Linked DNA regions of Homo sapiens: region 1 is linked to region 2. The links are chromatin loops, found by intact Hi-C in ENCODE. Cell type or tissue: Caco-2. All regions are shown on one strand. Each heading gives the region's core, and the rest is flanking DNA. Links, peaks and the distances in the headings are about the cores only. Region 1 has its middle 54 kb from the start of C7orf33. Region 2 holds the start of LOC124901818 (protein GVQW1-like).

Region 1 (9,918 bases), core at 647-8,646, 75 kb before region 2:
ATACATTCTTCTCAGCACCACACCGCACTTATTCCAAAATTGACCACATAGTTGGAAGTAAAGCACTCCTCAGCAAATGTAAAAGAACAGAAATTATAACAAACTGTCTCTCAGACCATAGTGCAATCAAACTAGAACTCAGGATTAAGAAACTCACTCAAAACTGCTCAACTACATGGAAACTGAATAACCTGCTCCTGAATGACTACTGGGTAAATAACGAAATGAAGGCAGAAATAAAGATGTTCTTTGAAACCAACAAGAACAAAGACACAACATACCAGAATCTCTGGGACACTTTTAAAGCAGTGTGTAGAAGGAAATTTATAGCACTAAATGCCCACAAGAGAAAGGAGGAAAGATCTAAAATTGACACCCTAACATCACAACTAAAAGAACTAGAGAAGCAAGAGCAAACACATTCAAAAGCTAGCAGAAGGCAAGAAATAACTAAGATCTGAGCAGAATTGAAGGAGATAGAGACACAAAAAACCCTTCAAAAAATCAATGAATCCAGGAGCTGGTTTTTTGAAAAGATCAACAAAATTGATAGACCACTAGCAAGACTAATAAAGAAGAAAAGAGAGAAGAATCAAATAGATGCAATAAAAAATGATAAAGGGGATATCACCACCGATCCCACAGAAATACAAACTGCCATCAAAGACTACTATAAACACCTCTACGCAAATAAACTAGAAAATCTAGAAGAAATGGATAAATTTCTCGACACATACACCCTCCCAAGACTAAACCAGGAAGAAGTTGAATCTCTGAATAGATCAATAACAGGCTCTGAAATTGAGGCAATAATTAATAGTCTACCAGCCAAAAAATGTCCAGGACCAGATGGATTCACAGCCGAATTCTACCAGAGGTACAAGGAGGAGCTGGTACCATTCCTTCTGAAACTATTCCAATCAATAGAAAAAGAGAGAATCCTCCCTAATTCATTTTATGAGGCCAGCATCATCCTGCTACCAAAGCCTGGCAGAGACACAACAAAAAAGGGAATTTTAGACCAATATCCCTGATGAAATCGATGCAAAAATCCTCAATAAAATACTGGCAAACCGAATCCAGCAGCACATCAAAAAGCTTATCCACCATGATCAAGTGGGCTTCATCCCTGGGATGCAAGGCTGGTTCCAGATACGCAAATCAATAAACGTAATCCAGCATATAAACAGAACCAAAGACAAAAACCACATGATTATCTCAATAGATGCAGAAAAGGCCTTTGACAAAATTCAACAATGCTTCATGCTAAAAACTCTCAATAAATTAGGTATTAATGGGACGTATCTCAAAATAATAAGAGCTATTTATGACAAACCCACAGTCAGTATCATACTGAATGGGCAAAAACTGGAAGCATTCCCTTTGAAAACTGGCACAAGACAGGGATGCCCTCTCTCACCACTCCTATTCAACATAGTGTTGGAAGTTCTGGCCAGGGCAATCAGGCAGGAGAAAGAAATAAAGGGTATTCAATTAGGAAAAGAGGAAGTCAAATTGTCCCTGTTTGCAGATGACATGATTGTATATTTAGAAAACCCCACTGTCTCAGCCCAAAATCTCCTTAAGCTGATAAGCAACTTCAGCAAAGTCTCAGGATACAAAATCATTGTGCAAAAATCATAAGCATTCTTATACACCAATAACAAACAGAGAGCCAAATCATGAGTGAATTCCCATTTACAATTGCTTCAAAGAGAATAAAATACCTAGGAATCCAACTTACAAGGGATGTGAAGGACCTCTTCAAGGAGAACTACAAACCACTGCTCAATGAAATAAAAGAGGATACAAACAAATGGAAAAACATTCCATGCTCATGGATAGGAAGAATCAATATCGTGAAAATGGCCATACTGCCCGAGGTAATTTATAGATTCAATGCCATCCCCATCAAGCTACCAATGACTTTCTACACAGAATTGGGAAAAAACTACTTTAAAGTTCATATGGAACCAAAAAAGAGCCCGCATTGCCAAGTCAATCCTAAGCCAAAAGAACAAAGCTGGAGGCATCACGCTACCTGACTTCAAACTATACTACAAGGCTACAGTAACCAAAACAGCATGGTACTGGTACCAAAACAGAGATATAGACCAATGGAACAGAACAGAGCCCTCAAAAATAATACCACACATCTACAACCATCTGATCTTTGACAAACTTGACAGAAACATGAAATGGGGAAAGGATTCCCTATTCAACAAATAGTGCTGGGAAAACTGGCTAGCCACATGTAGAAAGCTGAAACTGGATCCCTTCCTTACACCTTATACAAAAATTAATTCAAGATGGATTAAAGACTTAAATGTTAGACCTAAAACCATAAAAACCCTAGAAGAAAACCTAGGCATTACCATTCAGGACATAGGCATGGGCAAGGACTTCATGTCTAAAACACCAAAAGCAATGGCAACAAAAGCCAAAATTGACAAATGGGATCTAATTAAACTAAAGAGCTTCTGCACAGCAAAAGAAACCACCATCAGAGTGAACAAGCAACCTACAGAATGGGAGAAAATTTTTGCAATCTACTCATCTGACAAAGGGCTAATATCCAGAATCTACAAAGAACTCAAACAAATTTACAAGAAAAAAACAAACAACCCCATCAACAAGTGGGCGAAGGATATGAACAGACACTTCTCAAAAGAAGACATTTATGCAGTCAACAGACACATGAAAAAATGCTCATCATCACTGGCCATCAGAGAAATGCAAATCAAAACCACAATGAGATACCATCTCACACCAGTTAGAACGGTGATCATTAAAAAGTCAGGAAACAACAGGTTCTGGAGAGGATGTGGAGAAATAGGAAAACTTTTACACTGTTGGTGGCACTGCAAACTAGTTCAACCATTGTGGAAGACAGTGTGGCGATTCCTCAGGGATCTAGAACTAGAAATACCATTTGACCCAGCCATCCCATTACTGGGTATATACCCAAAGGATTATAAATCATGCTGCTGTAAAGACACATGCACACGTATGTTTATTGCGGCACTATTCACAATAGCAAAGACTTGGAACCAACCCAAATGTCCAACAATGATAGACTGGATTAAGAAAATGTGGCACATATACACCATGGAATACTATGCAGCCATAAAAAATGATGAGTTCATGTCCTTTGTAGGGACATGGATGAAGCTGGAAACCATCATTCTCAGAGAACTATCACAAGGACAAAAAACCAAACACTGCATGTTCTCACTCATAGGTGGGAAATGAACAATGAGAACACTTGGACACAGGAAGGGGAACATCACACAATGGGGCCTGGGGGGGAGGGGGGAGGGATAGCATTAGGAGATATACCTGATGTAAATGACGAGTTAATGGGTGCAGCACACCAACATGGCACATGTATACATATGTAACAAACCTGCACATTGTGCACAGGTACCCTAGAACTTAAAAGTATAATAAAAAATATATTTTAAAAGAATTTCTTCCAGTACTGAGGGGATAACCGTCTAGTGTTTACACTGATTTTAAATATCTTTCAGTCTGACACACATCCAGAGGCAATTTTTAATTGCTGCTTCTGACAAACTATAGCCACTTTGACTTCCCAAAAGTCTCTGACAAATAGCCTGGAAACTCCCACTCAAAAACGATCGTTCTTGTTTGTGAACCTTTCCGACAGACCAGGCTGGCCAACTGTGTCATAATGTATTGCTGTAATTAAGCATTTTGACGGGAAACAGACTTGTTTATGTTCCTAGCCAATGTGCCCTGCTAGGTTTCACACCCGGAGCTGAAGACAGAAACTGAACAGGGAAGCCGGAGCGCAACAGAGGAGCCTGTCAGATATAGAAACTGTACATTTCTGCCAGAGCCTGGGGGGCAGTGTTGTTCTTGCCCATACTCGCTCTGTGACATCAACTGTATGGACTCAGATGGAACCGACTCTGACATTTGCTGTTTTAAAAGGCAGGCATGTTGGAAGTTCTTCCTCTGTGTTTCCAGTCCTAGTTAACAGCATAGCCATCCATCTGGTCAACCACGCTGGAAAATGCAGGGACAACCTTGATCTCTGCCTCTCCTTCCGCCTTGCATATTCAGTCCATCACATGGGCTTTCAATTCCATCTCAGAAAAGTGTTGAGACAAAATCCGTCCCTTTCCACCCCCATAATCACTATCGATACTTTATGCCCTCATTTTTCTTGGACTAGTTTTCTTGACTTTAGTTAGATCCTTTTACCTAGCTTGAGTCTAACTCTCTTTAACTCAGCTTTTAAGCTGCTGCCTGGGTTATTTTTCTAAATCACAGATTATCCAGTGATCCCACTTAAAAAAAAAAAAAAAAAACTTGACCCTAATCACCTGTAATCACCGGCAACATTATTTTCCAAAATGAGATCTAGGGAACTCTAGCACTACAGGATTTTTACAGGTATTATTGGAAGCAAGGATTTTGTTTGGTAAACTATACTTAGGACTGCGAAGTTAAAAGATGGGTTTATTATTCTTTATTATATAATGTGCCAGCTGGGCACAGTGGCTCACACCAGTAATCCCAGCACTTTGGGAGGCCAAGACGGGCAGGAGTTCAAGACCAGTCTGGCTAACATGGCAAAACCCCGTTTCTATTAAAATACAAAAATTAGCCGGGGATGGTGGTGCACTCCTGTAATCCCAGCTACTCAGGAGGCTGAGGCAGGAGAATCACTTGAACCGGGAAGCGGAGGTTGCAATGAGCCGAGATCGCACCACTGCACTCCAGCCTGGGTGACAGAGTGAGACTCTGTCTCAAAATATAAAAAATAAAATAAAAATGTGCCAGAGCCTTTAAAGTGCTCTTGTATATCATGTAGCTCCAAGAGACAGGGTGGAGCACTTGGGGATTTCCAAACGTATCCGTTCTGGAACTCTTTTTAAAGAGTATATTGTAGGCCAGGTGTGGGGGCTCACCCCTGTAATCCCTGCACTTTGGGAGGCCGAGGCAGGTAGATCATCTGAGGTCAGGAGTTTGAGACCAGCCTGGCCAACATGATGAAACCCCGTCTCTACTAAAAATACAAAAAAATTAGCTGGGCGTAGTGGCACACGCCTATAGTCCCAGCTACTTGGGAGGCTGAGGCAGGAGAATCGCTTGAACCCAGGAGGTGGAGGTTGCAGTGAGTCGAGATCGTGCCACTGCACCCCAGCCTGGGCAATAAGAGCAAAACTCTGTCTCAATAAATAAATAAATAAATAGAGTATATTGTAAAAGTAGGGCTGTTATGTTCCTATGGAGCATACTTCAGAGGATGCTGATCTAAAGTATAGCATAAAGATCAAGATCTGGCCCTGAAACTCCCTTTCCAGCCATGATGGTATGAATTCGGATATGACACAACTAGTGGTTGGTTCCCATCCTCTGTCTGGCCCATTTTCAAACACGGTAGTGTGGACCCTTTCTCATCCATTCTCATCTTCTGGGTCAGGGGAAAATTAGCAAGTGACTGCCTCCTGGTGAAATTGAAATAGTGTCATCCCTCCACACAGAAGTGGCATGATCGTTGTGTTTGGGAAGGCTTAGAAAGTGGGAAACATGAGCTTGACAGACTGCTCTCTGAAGCGAGAGGGCTGCCACGGGGCAGGCTGCTGATGGTGACAGCACCAGCTCCCCGATTTGAACAAGACACCCTGGAGCCAACAAGGGCTTTTTTCTGTGGCCAGTCCAGAAAACTTGTCCCTAGCGCTCCCCTGAAGACCTTTCGGCTTCTACTGCAGGCCATGCGCTCCCAGCCTGCCAAGGAAGAGGCCCAGCCTGCACTCAACAGTCGCCCCCACCCCATGGCACCGGACCACTCTCTCCCGTGCCATGCTGTCCTCTTGGCAAGGCTGATCCCAAATGATCTTAGACTCTGTCTTTGATGATCTGCTTGTGAGAGCCTGAGTGAGAGCAGCTCATCAGGTCACACCCCAGTGAGCGAGAACAAGGCTGGGAAGAAGGGAGAGTGGAAGAACCCTGATTATGTCAGTCTCTTTCATAACCCTCCACGGCCCTCTATTATCTAACCAAGATGACTCTTGGTCTGACATCAGGATTCTCTGCGACAGCCCATCCTCCACAACCCATCCCTCTAATTACTGGGACAGCACAGTGATTAAGAGTGAACCATGGAGGTAGGACTCTTTGACTCAAACCCTACCTCTACATGACCTTAACTTCTCCGAGCCTTGGGCTCCATGTCTGTAAATAGAAGGCAATGGTAATAAATAGTGCCCTGCTTCCATGATTGTTTTCAGAATTGAGATCATGCATGTGAAGTGCTTAGCCCATAACAAGCATTCAATAAACCAGGGGTTTGTAAACTCTGGTCTGTGGACCAAATTCAGCCCACCACCTGTTTTTATAAGTAAAGTTTTATTGGAACACAGCCACACCTGTATGATCTATGGCTTCTTTCCTGCTATAGCAGCAGAGGTAAGTCATTGCAACAGAGACTGTGTTGTCCACAAAGCCTAAAATATTTATCATCTGGCCCTTTACCAAAAAAAAAATTGTCCAACCCCTGCAATAAATGCTAACTTGTTAGTGTATTCCATTCAAGCCATATTGCTCACCATTTCTTGAATGCACCCTGTCATTTCCTCCTCTGTCCTTTGCCGAGGCCTTCTGTTCACCTAGAATGCCCTTTTCACCCACCTGCAGAGCTAAAACACCTAACACAATGTCCGACTCTAGTAATTCTCAGTAGCTGTTTCTTTCTTCTCTTCCCAGCTATGAACTTCTATGACTCTAAGATTCTCCTGATCCTATTACAGCTAAAAATGTTATCTTTCTAACATCAGTTTCTTCATTGATGCAAACTTCTGACACTGTTTTCAGATACAACTTTATATGTCCCTGTTCCTTTTTTTTCAATAGGACCTCAATAAATATTTGTTAAATGAATGACAATCATGCTATATATCATCATATATGTCTCTGTGCCCCCTAGGCTTCAATTCAAGCATTAGCTTCTCCAGGAAACCACCCCTGAACCTACAGTTTGGACAGGTGGGTAGTCTCAGTGAAGCACCACAAAGATCCAATCTGATCAAGGATACATTTGGAGTCCAGAGACTATAGAAATGGTGAGGACATGCCTTTATTATTCCTGCTAGATAACCATCCACACAGTGCTGAAAGTGCCTCACACGGGGACCCGAAGCACTACTTGTTGTCTCCTTTGTCATCATCATAGTCATCAACTTCCTCTCTTCCTCCTCCTCTTCCTTCTTCTTCCCTTTTCTTTAAAAATTATAAACTATATCATGCAGAGTAATTGTATATACACATATATAGTTTAAATGACGAATAGTCTAATATATAATTTAAATAATAATAAAGCAAACACCTACGTGGCCACTACCCAGCTTAGGTAATGGACCACCATCCATCAATGACGGGGACACTCTCTTCATACGCATGTCCATTACACCCCCTCACTCTCCATCTTCCACCATAGGTAGCCACTATCTTGATTTTCATGTTATTTAATCTTTTACTTTTCTTTCAATTCTACCCCGTATCTCTAAGCAATACATTATTGACTTTTGTCTGTTGTTCGCCTTTATGTAAATTGAACCACACTGGATGCATTCTTCTATGACTTGTTTTTTTGTTTTTGTTTTTAAGATTCACCAGTATTGATTCTTGGAACTATACTTTCTCCATTTTCACTGCGCATAGTATTCTGCCGTATGAATACGCCAAAATGTACCTATCCACCACTGTTAATGAACATATTGCATTGTTTTATATTTTTACTCTTATAACTAAGGATACTATACATACTCCTGCCAATTATAGTCCTTGTAATATGTTCCTCAGTGTAATTGCAGAGGTGCTAGAAGATTCAACTTTGTTAATTGATGCAAAATTGTCTTCTGATGCAGTTGTGCCTATTCATGCTCCTAACAGCATTGTGGGAGAGGCCTCTGCTTCACAGCCTCAGCAACACTTTATATTATTTTACTTTATTTTTTGCCAATTGAGTGTAAATTGATATCCCTTAGTGGGTTTTATTTTATTGTTTGAGACAGGGTCTTGCTCTGCCACCCAGGCTGGAGTGCAGTGGTGTGTCCATAGCTCACTGCAACCTTCATTTCCGGGCCTCAAGCGATCCTCCCACCTCGGCCTCCCAAAGCGCTGGGATCAGAGGCGTGAGTCATCTCACCAGGCCAGTGGCTTTAAAATTTATATTTTCCCACTTGCTAATGAGGTGGAACATTTTTTCATAAACTTATTGGCCATTTATGTTTTTTCTTCTGTGAAATGTTCATTCATGTCTTTTGCCTATTTTTAAATGTCTTTTTTTTAGTGATTGATTTTTTCATTTATTTAAAAAAATTTTTTTCTTAAAGATTGGTAAGAATCTTTTTTACGTATTCTGGATTCTAATCTTTTGTCCATTCTATGTGTTACAAATAACTGTTCTGGAACTCCTAAAAGAAGATCCCTATTTAGGAATCCTGTCCCAAAAGGATTCACGTCTCGAGTACCAAGTCTGGTGACTCAGCTCAGAGCAGCAGATTCCTGAGTGCTGAGGTTGCAGGGTGCAGCCAGGGCCAAGCTTAGTTTTCCTACTGGGGCAATACAGATGAATAGAAGTCCTGTGACCACTGCATCCATGGTGCTGGTAACCAAACCTAGAATTCTGGGGCTCCAGACAGCGTCTGGGATGCTCTCTGGAGACACAATCATGGGCAAGGGTTTCTATTGTCCCTTCTTCTTCAGCAGTTCTCAGCATCATCTCAGCAGTTCTCAGTTCCCACAAGCTGCCTCCTGCCCGCTTGTCATCAGAGCTGATTGGTCCAGGGAGGCTGAGGAGCCTAATGACCACTCCTGTTCTGTGTGGTCAACGTCCAGCTGGTCAGCGTCCAGAAGCTTCTGCTCAGCAAATAGCCTTTGGCTGCTCACGCACAGCCTCTCTAGCGATGTCTCAGCTCAGTTTTTCAGCGGCTGGCTGGGCTTTTTCAAGGCCCAGCCAGGGTAAGAAATAGCTTGGAGTCTGCCTGCTGTGCCTGGAGAAAGGCAACCCATGTCAGGCTCCGCAGCAGCTCACTGCCAGCACCCTCTAGGCGCTCATCTAATGCGCAGGGAGGCAGAACACAGCTCTCCATGCTCCCTGAAGAGGCCTTTCACAACGCAGAGAAAGAGAGCCCAGCAATACCCCTGCAATGTGTGGGGGACTGAGGTCTCAGAAACAGCCTCTTTGTCAGTATGAAAACAAAGACATGGACCTAAAGTCCTAAATTGTGTTTTCCAAAAGGCAAATACGTAAAATATGTAAACCAACTTTACTTCAACCTTGATTTACAATAACTTTTCCAGATCTGAGAAAATTCCCCAAATTAAAAATCCAAAATGGATTCCCTTGGCATGTTTGAAAACATGCTTCCTCTCTGGTCCAACTATTTTAAAATTCTACTGAATTTTTAAATTTACCGTGGCCGGGCATGGTGGCTCGCACCTATAATCCCAGCACCTTGCAAGGCCGAGGTAGGTGGATCACCTGAGGTCAGCAGTTCAAGGACAGCCTAGCCAACATGGTGAAACCCTGTCTCTACTAAAAATACAAAAATTAGCTGGGTGTGGTGGCACACGCCTGTTATCCCAGCTACTGGGGGAGGCTAAGGCAGGAGAATCACTTGAATCTGGGAGGCAGAGGTCGCAGTGAGGTGAGATCGCGCCATTGCACTCCAGCCTGGGTGACAAGAGCAAAACTCTGTCTCAAAATAAATAAATAAATTAAATTAAAATAATTAAAATTCTAGAGGTGAAGAAAAAACCCTGGTCCTTTATTTTCCGTGAGTGCCCTCAGTACCCCAAAAGAGGGAAAGCTCCCTTTCTGGAGAGGAATTCATTATCTCCACTAGAACTACCTTCCATTGTACACGTTAATTCACATGAGGC
Region 2 (9,918 bases), core at 797-8,796:
CAGAAGATTATGAACAGACAGATAAGGCTCGCTCTGCAGATAGGTAGGGACAGGACAGTAAAGAAATTCGGAGGCAAGTTTTTAGACAGTTACACTTTTCTTAGATTCATCTCTCCAAAAAATATTTATCAAGTACCTTCTATGTGCTAGGCATCAGAAGGGAACAAAAATAAATGACATGGATCTTGTCTTAAAATCTAGACCACTGTTTCTCAACATTAGAATTTATCAAAATCTGGGATACTGTCAAAAATACCTCACCTCTGGAGATGCTGGGTCATTGCAGCGGGTGTGGAACCTACAACATATACTTTTTAACAAGCATCCCAGGTGATGCTGAAGTTGGTAGCCCACAGACCACTTTGAGAAACATTGATATTACAAACAAAAAAAAATATGCAGCAGACACAAAATCATGTGTAGGGGAAGAAAAATCATTGTTTCCTCAATCCTCATAGGTCTTTTAAAAACAAACAAACAAAAACGGAGTCTTGCTCTGTTGCCCAGGCTGGAGTATAGTGGCGTGATCTCAGCTCACTGCATCACTGCAACCTCCACCTCCCAGGTTCAAGTGATTCTCCTGCCTCAGCCTCCCAGGAAGCTGGGATTACAGGCACCCACCACCATGCCCAGCTAATTTTTGTATTTTTAGTAGAGACGGGATTTCGTCACGTTGGCCAGGCTGGTCTCGAACTCTTGACCTCAGGTGATCCACCCACGTTGGCCTCCCAAAGTGCTGGGATGACAGGCGTGAGCCACCGCGTCTGGCCACCTCATAAGGTTCTTAGTTGGAATAGACCCCATTTAAAAAAAAAATACACACACACACACACACACACACACACACGAGAAAAACAAGTTTATTTACATGTATATTTCACATCTACATGGCAGACACCCAGGAAAGGAGTAGTTCTCATGGCAGACACCCAGGGAAGGAGTAGTTCTCAAAGAAATAGCTTTGAATTCCAGCTTGTATAGCATCTTCAACAAAGAATAGTGATTTTTAGAGAAGTGACAGGACAAAGGAAAAGGACTTTGGGTCTCTAGAGGGGACTTCTCTGCGGGGAAGCAAGTAACCGGCAGATAAAAGCGAGTTGGTAAAGCATGTTCAGGTAGATTCCTCTGGCTCCTACTCCTGGCAGATAATGGTCTAAAACTGTCTTCAGTGGTTAACCTTTGTTCTCCCTGGTAAAAGACAGGGGCAGGATGTCTTTTATCTTGTAAATCTCTGTCCTGCATTTAAGCAAATGGAGGGCAGAGAGCTTTCCTGCATCTGTTTCTTCTTAATTGTCTTCAGCTCGACAATCCTCCTTTTGGAGTGGCATGTTCTGGACTCCCACACATGTCTGGAAGCAATGGTCAATTTCCCTAGAATGTAGATTTATTGATTAAAAAGAGACAAGGAAGAATTTCTTAGGAGGTCAGTTTTATGCCACTACAGGACTTCAGAAAAAGAACAGATCCTTCCTGCTTGATTTTAGGCAATAAATGCTTCCTATCTGACTGATCAGAAGACCACAGCCTTTAGAAAATATGACTCAAAAAATATTTTTCTTTGAGTTTTTTGACCAACCTTAAAAAAAAGTCCTGCAGGATATTTTCACTTAGGAATCACCAACAAACGTATTTTTTGTCTGTTACCACAAGAAAGCGTATCGGGTTTAAATATGTTTCTTTAATCGTACCCAGGCGAGCCTGACACTTATACTCTTTTGTATTCCTATATTCTTTCTTCCTCTTAATACATTTTTCTTCCTTCTTTCCTGGCTCCAAACCCCTAGTTTTCTCCCTTTCCTAATTGATGATTTTTTTCAATTCTTCAGCCACAGGTGCCCGATAAAATGGCCTTCAATCTCTGCCTTTACTTCCAGCGTATTACCTCACTCCCTCTCAAACGCCAATTAAAGGCTTTGTCCATTCCTGCTTAAAAAAATAGATGAAGGAAAATGAGATCTTTCTACCCAGAAAGACAAGTGCTTGGAAATTGCTAATTAGGTAACCAGAAATTCTGTCAATAATGAGCCCCAGGCTGGGTGCTGTGGCTTACGCCTGTATTCCCAGCACTTTTGGGAGGCTGACGCAGGCGGATCACGAGGTCAAGATGTCAAGACCATCCTGGCCAACATGGTGAAACCCCGTCTCCACTAAAAATACAAAAATATTAGCTGGGCATGGTGGTGCGCGCCTGTAGTCCCAGCTACTTGGGAAGCTGAGGCAGGAGAATCGCTTGAACCCAGGAGGCGGAGGTTGCAGTGAGCCGAGATCAGGCCACTGCACTCCAGCCTGGGCGACAGAGTGAGACTGCATCTCGAAATAATAATAATAATAATAAGTCCCCTCCCCTTGCCTGCCAAAGTGACTCCAATAATCACTCGACATGGACTTAAGAGCTGGTTTGACTTCCCATCTAAATTGCCGTGGCTCAGTGGCTCATGCCTGTAATCCCAGCACTTTGGGAGGCCAAGGCAGGCAGACACCTGAGGTCAGGAGATCGAGACCATCCTGGCCAACATGGAGAAACCCCGTCTCTACTAAAAATGCAATAATAAGCCAGGCGTGGTGGCGCATGCCTGTAGTCCCAGCTACTCGGGGAGGCTGAGGGCAGGAGAATCGCTTGAACCTGGGAGGCGGAGGTTGCAGTGAGCCACGGTCACACCTCTGCACTCCAGTCTGGGCGACAGAGCAAGACTCTGTCTCAGGAAATAAATAAATTGCAAGGAAAGGCAAAACAAATCTCACTGTGAATGTGGCTTGTCCATTTGCTGTAAAAACAGTCCTATTGCCTCCCTAGTGTGAAGCATCAGGTCCTGCTAAGAATGCTGGGTGGAAAGGCCTCTTTTGGAAACATGGCTTTGCTTTGGCAAATATTGTTGCTGATCTACCTGGGATAAGAGCTTAAGGTTCATTCTTACCTTGAGGAAGCAAAGGGGTTTTCATGTGTGTGAAATAGAAAATACCTTTCACGTTGCAAAGACGTTATTTTGAAAAAAAAAAAAAAAAAAATCAGGCCCAATGTAATGGAGAAGAGGTAGCACATCAACAAGATTCTGGAATAAATACAGTACTAACTCCCATCCCCCTGAGTACTAGCTACTAGTAAAATGAGATATCATGTTTCAGGCTTGACAGGGTCTCTGTTACAAACCATTCTTACATTCCTGGGCACAGAGCTAGTCTAAACATTCATAGAGCTCTTCAATTATATTTTGGCTCTTATATCAGCAGAGTTGAAGAGGAAAACAATGGCAGGGCATATGGGCCTCCTTTCACATACAGAGTAACAGAAACCCCAACTCAAAGGTCTTTTCAAAAAGGAAATATACTTATTCATAAAAAGAGAATTTCAGAGATAAAGCAGACTTTAGGTTACCCTCAGTGATGTTAGCAACAGCTCAGATTTTCAAATCCCAGCCCACAATCTATACTGACATCTTCATCTTGAAGTTGGCTGTCCTCCTAGGTGTAAAGTGGCTGCCAATAACAACTGGACTTTCTCTCTAAGGAGGGAGGAAGGACTTCCTTGGAAATCACAAGCAAATCTCTCCCCGAGGCTCTGCAGCCACAACTTGGTCACATTTCCATTTCTAAACCAATTCTTGACAAAAGGGAACATATTATCCTTAAATTATTTCAGCCCAGGATAAGCTTTCCCTCTGATACTTGGCCGCTTAGTGGAGGGTGGAGGGTTGGAAAAAGTCAGGCCTCTGTTACAGGAAGAAGGAGAAATGCTGAGTGGGCTACCAACAGTGTCCCCCACCTGGAGGGGGAGTCTTCGCTGAGTAGGAGCTTGAAATGGCTAAGTTAAAAACGGAAGTACATCTGAGGACCCTTCCAACTAGCAGATTCCAAGAAGACTCAATAATGCCTGATCCCAAATCCATTCTGAGCTGAGGCACTGTGTAACATCAGCAAACTGTGCAGGTTCTGCAAGAGGCACAAAGATAAATAAAAATGGTTCCATCTGGACTTTATTGCACAGTGAGAGTCATATGAGGTATCTGTAAACAACAAGAAAAGGTAGAATCACTTTGTGGGAAGTTTGATCCACAAGTAAGACTTCTGTGATGGTTAATTCTGTCGACTTGATTGGATTGAAGGATGCAAAGTATTGATCCTGGGTGTGTCTGTCAGGGTGTTGCCAAAGGAGATTAACTTTTGAGTCAGTGGGCTGGGAAAGGCAGACCACCCTTAATATGGGTGGGCACCATCTAATCAGCTGCCAGCACAGCTAGAATATAGAGCAGGCAGAAAAATGTGAAAAGACTAGACTGGCCTAGCTTCCCAGCCTACCTCTTTCTCCCGTGCTCGATGCTTCCTGCCCTTGAACATCAGACTCCGAGTTCTTCAGTTTTGGGACTCGGACTGGCTGTCCTTTCTCCTCAGCTTCCAGACAGCCTATTGTGGAGCCTTGTGAGCATGTGAGTTATTACTTAATAAACTCCCCTTCATATAATATTTTATGTGTGTATATATATCCTATTAGTTCTGTCGCTCTGGGGAACCCTAATACAACTTCCGAGGAGGGAGATCACTTCTGAGCAAATTATGAGGAATGGCAGCAAGAAGAAGGTGGCTTCTGAGCTGAGCCTTGTGAGAGATCAAATTTTACATAGTATGGGGGACAAGCATTCCTGGGTAAAGGGACAGCAATGGGGCAGGGCTAGTTAAAAAACAAGATGAGAGCATTATCTTCAGTGTAAATTGCTCCCCCACCAAAAGGACAAAGTGTCTGACTCACCACCTAGTGACTTCACTGGATGTTCTCCTTCTGCTCCACAATCCACCCCTCATTCTTCTCCACCTTCTTGTTCTGTGGCCCCAGAGGCTGGCCTTATGGACTGTATCAACTAGGCCACCTTGTTCCTGGTGTGAATTGGGTTCGACTAAGATGGTATGGGCAGGAGATGACAGAGTGAGAGGAAAGAGAGTTGGAGGTATGATTCCTCCAGCGTGCTCCTTGCCAGACTGTAGGTGGGCAGTAGCCATATTCCTCTAGCAAAAGCTATGGCTTTCCCCAAACAGCCCTTCCCCATAACTAGTGACATGGGAGTTGGGCAGGGAAGTGCTGGGTAGAGAAGGGCCAGGTCCCTGGTGAGGGCTCCACCCTCAAGCCTGTGCCACAGATCTAAGTGGGAACAGGCACTCCTGTTTTCATGACTGAATGTTGCATTTTCCAAGACCACCCTGGCCAACCAAGCCCCCCATCCTGTACCCATATAAACCCAAGACCTTAGTGGGTACACACACAAGCAGCTGAATGTCGAGACCAGCAGACCAGTGACAGCAGAACGATGCAGCAGAGAAGAAAAAGAGGGACGTCTTGATGCCGAGGGAAGGTCGGCCAGGGGTGGTTGGAGAAGGGTCCGGCTGCTGGGCAGCCCAACTCCAGGGAAAGATTATTTCCCCCACCCCTTCAACTTCCGGCTCCCCATCCATGTTGCTGAGTGCCGCCTCCATCACTCAATAAAAACTTGCACTTATCCTTCGAGCCCATGTGTGATCCGATTCTTCTGGGACACTGGGCCAGAGCTCAGGGAACAGAGGCTGTCACACTGGCCCTCTGCCCTTGCAATAAGGCAGAGGGTCCATTGAGCTGATTAGCACACAAGCCATCTGCAGATGGCAAATCTGAAAGAGCTTGGGTTACACGTGCCCACCTGGGCTTTGGGAGTTGCAGACACCCACCCCTAGACATTGCTGCGGGGCCAAGAGCCCAAAGCATTCATCCCGGCATCTGCACCTGCCAGTCTGCATGCTCCCCCTAGGGGTTTGAGCTGCAGGGCAACCAAGCAGGTGAGCCACACCTGTGTTGCATGTGCTGCAGGGGGAATCAGGGAACGCTCCCATTTCACTAGCTTTCAGTACCTGCTCCCTCCCTGTCCACCACACTGGAATAGCAACCTTGCAGCATTGCCAGCCCTGGGGGCTTCATTATAATGCCTGGTTTCCTTGCACTATCAGTGCCTCTATAGAAAAGGCGCTTGATTAAATTCTCCCCAGTCAGACCTTCTGAATATTCCACCTGCTTCTGGCCTGGACCATGACTGACAGAGATCTTTGTAGTCAACTGAAGTTAGCCAGTGATTTTTTTTTTAATTTCCATTGCTGTTTTCTTATTTCTTGGTTCTAAGTATCTTATTTCCTCATCTTCTAAGTGTGGCATTAATAATGAACTTCCCATCAGATCTATAAGTTGAAACTCTTTCATCTCTACCTTGAAGAGCTAGATATTTCTTTCAAAATGTTGGAACTATACAAATGACAAAAGAAAAAATAGAGAAATTGGACTTCATCAAAATTAAAATCTTTTATGCTATAAAATGTATTATCGACAAAGTGTAAAGCAACCTGCAGAATGGGAGAAAATATTTGCAAATCATATCTGATGAGGGACTTATATCCAAAATATAGAATTCTTACAACTCAATAAATAACCCAATGTTTTTAATGGGCAAAGAATATGAACAGATATGTCTCCAGAAAAGATTACAAATAGCCAATGTGTACATGAAGAGATACTCAACATCATTAGCCATTTGAGATATGCAAATCAAAGCCAGAATTAAAACCACTTCATCCCCACTAGGATGGCTATAACTAAAAAGGCAAGTAATAACACGTGCTGGCTGGTGAGGATGTGGAGAAATTGACACCCTCATGCATTGCCAGTGGGAATACAGGATGGTGCCAGCCACTTTGACACTTCCTCAAAATATTAAACACATACTAGATCTTTTCCCTTTTATTTTTAGTTGGCACATAATATTTATGTGATACAGAATGATATTTCCATACATGTATACAATGTGTAATGATCAAATCAGGGTAATCAGTATATCATCACCTAAAATATTTATCATTTTCTTGTGCCATAAACATTCAAAACCCTCTCTTCTAGTTTTTTGAGAATATAGAATAAATTACAGTTAACCATCTTCACCCTACTGTGCTACAGAACAGCAGAACTCATTTCTTCTATCTAGCTGTCATTTCGTATCCATTAACCAGCCTCTCCCTGGAGTCTCCTCCTCACCACTCTTCCCAGACCCTAAGACTCACTGTTCCACTCTCTATTTCCATGGGCTCAAGTTTTCTTTTTAGCTTCCACATATAAAGGGAACATGTGGTATTTATCTTTCTGTGCCTGATTGATTTCACTTAACATAATGACCCAGCAATTCTACTTCTAGGTATATACTCAAGAAAGTGAAAATATGTGTCCACACAAAAGCTCTGTACACAAATAACGTGCATAGCAGCATTATTCATAATACTCAAAAAATGGAAACAACCCAAATGTCCACCAAATGATGAATGGATAAATAATTCGTGGTCTACCTATATAATAAACTATTACTGGGCAATTAAAAGGAATGAAGTTCCGATTCATGCTACAACATAGTCGGACCTTGAAAACATCACGCTAAGTGAAAGAATTCAGTTACAAAATACTACATGTTTGATTCTATTTATGTGAAATGTCCAGATTGGCAAATCCATAGAGGTAGAACGTAGATTAGTGGTTGCCTGGGGAGACTTAGGGAGAAATGGGGAGTGACCGCTAATGGGTACAGGATTTCTTTGGGGGATGATGAAAAAGTTCTAAAATTGACAGTGGTGACGGTTGCACATTTCCTTGAATATACTGATAACCACTGTAAACCTTGAATTGGTGTATTACCTGTGAATGATAAAGCTAATAAAAATTAAAATGGTGTGTTTTAAAATTTTGGAACCAACTAATTCTAAAAGCAAATGTTGCCAAAATTTCCAGAATATCTTTGTCTATAATCTTTAGGCTATTTCATGTGTCTGACAGCTACTTAGTAGCCTCAAAAGAAATGTGAGAACAAATTAGTAGCTTACTGATCACCATCTTTCCACCCTTTAACCCAATTTGTTTGTTTGTTTGTTTTTTCCAGAAGCCAAACCCACACCAAAACATGAACCGGGGGATGGAATTTATTGCTCCTGTATCAGCTCCCACCAAATCTGGTGCCCCGTGGCATTTTCTTTCTCAAGGTCCCACGGATGCCCAGAGAGCAGTCAGAATCAGGCCAGGCACCAGGATGGGCTTGTCCTCAGATCCAGTTGTCGGCACCTTGTCTTCCAGTTACCTAGATCTGCTAACTCTCTCTTACAAGCCTGGGAGGACAGTGACAAGTTCATACCTAAACGTAAGCTCCGAAGTGTCTTAGCACCTCCAAGTTTAAGGAAACCCACGGGATGCTCTGAAACTTCCATGAAAATGAAGATTGGAGGGATTGTTGCATTCTTGCATGCCTGGATGTTTCATATTCTCTGAATGTCCAGCATGAAACTGATCTGATCCCATGCTTTTTTGCCAACTTGATTTATGTTAAGATAAAAGAAAGTGCCCCTTACCAAGATGCTCTGAAAGCACCTTCTCCCTTGTATTAATGATAACTAATGTTATTAAGAGAACATAAGGCAACTTTAACAAAATAAGAGCTCACTAAAGGGGATCCTGTATGGGAATTCTTCGTGCAAATGCCATTTCGGAGCTGGCATTGTACTTGCAGATGGAGTCTCTACAGGAAGCTATGGCTTCGGTCCTACGTGAGCCCGTACAACCACTCAGCACATAAAGTTCCATGAAATTGGTGCCTCAAACCACAGTATCTATAAAGGAACTCCTAACTTAAAAAGTAATCCATCAATAGTAAGGATTTTTAAACTTCAGCCTAAAAATTTTAAATACTGTTAGTAGTAATAAAGCAATGAGATTTCTCTAAAATTATTGTTGCCTGTATCACTTTAAATCTTTGACATAAATGAAAAGTTGCATGGAAAATGCTAAAGTTCTAAGCAAATAGGTTGAGCATTAATAAATAGGAAGATGAAGTAAGTGAAATTGATTTTGTTAGGAACTGGTGGGAGCTGGTAGAGATAGCGATTTTTTTTAATACTTTTTAAAATTTTTATCTATTTACTTATTTTGAGACCAGGTTATAAGACTGGCTAATTTTTATATTTTTGGTAGAGAAGGGGTTTTGCCATGCTGCCCAGGCTGGTCTCAAACTCCTGGGCTCAAGCGATCCACCCACCTTGGCCTCTCAAAGTGCTGGGATTACAGGCATGAGCCACCATGCCAGGCTGAGACAGTGTTTTAAACTGTGCTATTGATGTTCTAGGGAAAAGGTAAATCATCCTGAGATAACAGAAGTCTTCGTAATCCACATGTAGGTACGTGGGCATGAAGTAAGAAAGCTCCAGAATTCTGTTGAGGCCACAAGGATTTCCAGAACTGACAGCAGTTAAGAATTTTGCAGAATCTAAGAGTCACATCTCTAAATTTGTGTAGATTGTGAAATCTCTTCTTGCAAGAAAAAAGAGAAATAGCTGAAGTTCTGGAAATAACAGTTGATGAAAACTTGGTAATCTGAAGTCTGAACTTTGAACACCAGCAGACAGGCTGAGAATTCTCTTTGATCATGAGCCCAAGTTCCACGTGTACCTGCAGGAATCTGTGTGGCATTTGTGCACTGGTGTGGGGCCCAGGAGAGGACCACGGAGTGACAAGCCACCAGGTTCTAAAGGGAGACGAAGATCCCCAGAGGACCTGGATAGAGATGTTTCCCTGACCATTGTCTGCTGTGTGCTCCCGATGATGAGACTCTAGAGTTTACAACTGAAACACACTGTCATTTATGATATTATTTGTAATATCTGGTATGTCTAAGTAAAACATGCATTCAGTAAAACTCGCGATGAAACTTATCTCATTGTGTGGATTTCATTCTTCTCAATTCTTTTATGTTTTCTGGGGTTTTTTCTAGATGGAGTTTCACTCTTGTCGCCCAGGCTGGAGTGCAATGGTGCGATCTCGGCTCCCTGCAACCTCTGCCTCCCGGGTTCAAGCGATTCTCCTGCCTCAGCCTCCCGAGTAGCTGA

What was found. A loop is a pair of places that touch in the nucleus more often than their neighbours do. Peaks named below come from ENCODE experiments on the same cell type or tissue, not always from the same donor. Only the 100,000 strongest peaks of a DNase experiment are listed, where the experiment ranks them.
Region 1: it touches region 2 in a loop (14-fold over the local background); 1 of 110 quality-filtered maps calls a loop at or near these places.

What each region holds. Positions count from the first base shown.
Region 1 is chr7:148,531,658-148,541,575 of GRCh38, forward strand. No RefSeq gene overlaps it. Among named protein-coding and RNA genes, the nearest start is that of C7orf33, 54 kb to the right of the region's middle. RefSeq lists a silencer at 8,467-8,667. In Caco-2, for the core only: no CTCF peak of the experiment used is centred there; no DNase peak of the experiment used is centred there.
Region 2 is chr7:148,606,117-148,616,034 of GRCh38, forward strand. It overlaps C7orf33 (chromosome 7 open reading frame 33), which reads left to right. Exons shown (of 3, transcript NM_145304.4): 2 at 7,926-8,180; 3 at 9,211-9,744. The coding sequence ends at 9,285. It overlaps LOC124901818 (protein GVQW1-like), which reads right to left and starts at 2,292. Exons shown (of 3, transcript XM_047421175.1): 1 at 2,165-2,292. The coding sequence starts at 2,292. RefSeq lists enhancers at 1,123-1,842, 5,074-5,574, 5,575-6,075. In Caco-2, for the core only: no CTCF peak of the experiment used is centred there; a DNase peak (open chromatin) is centred at 5,785.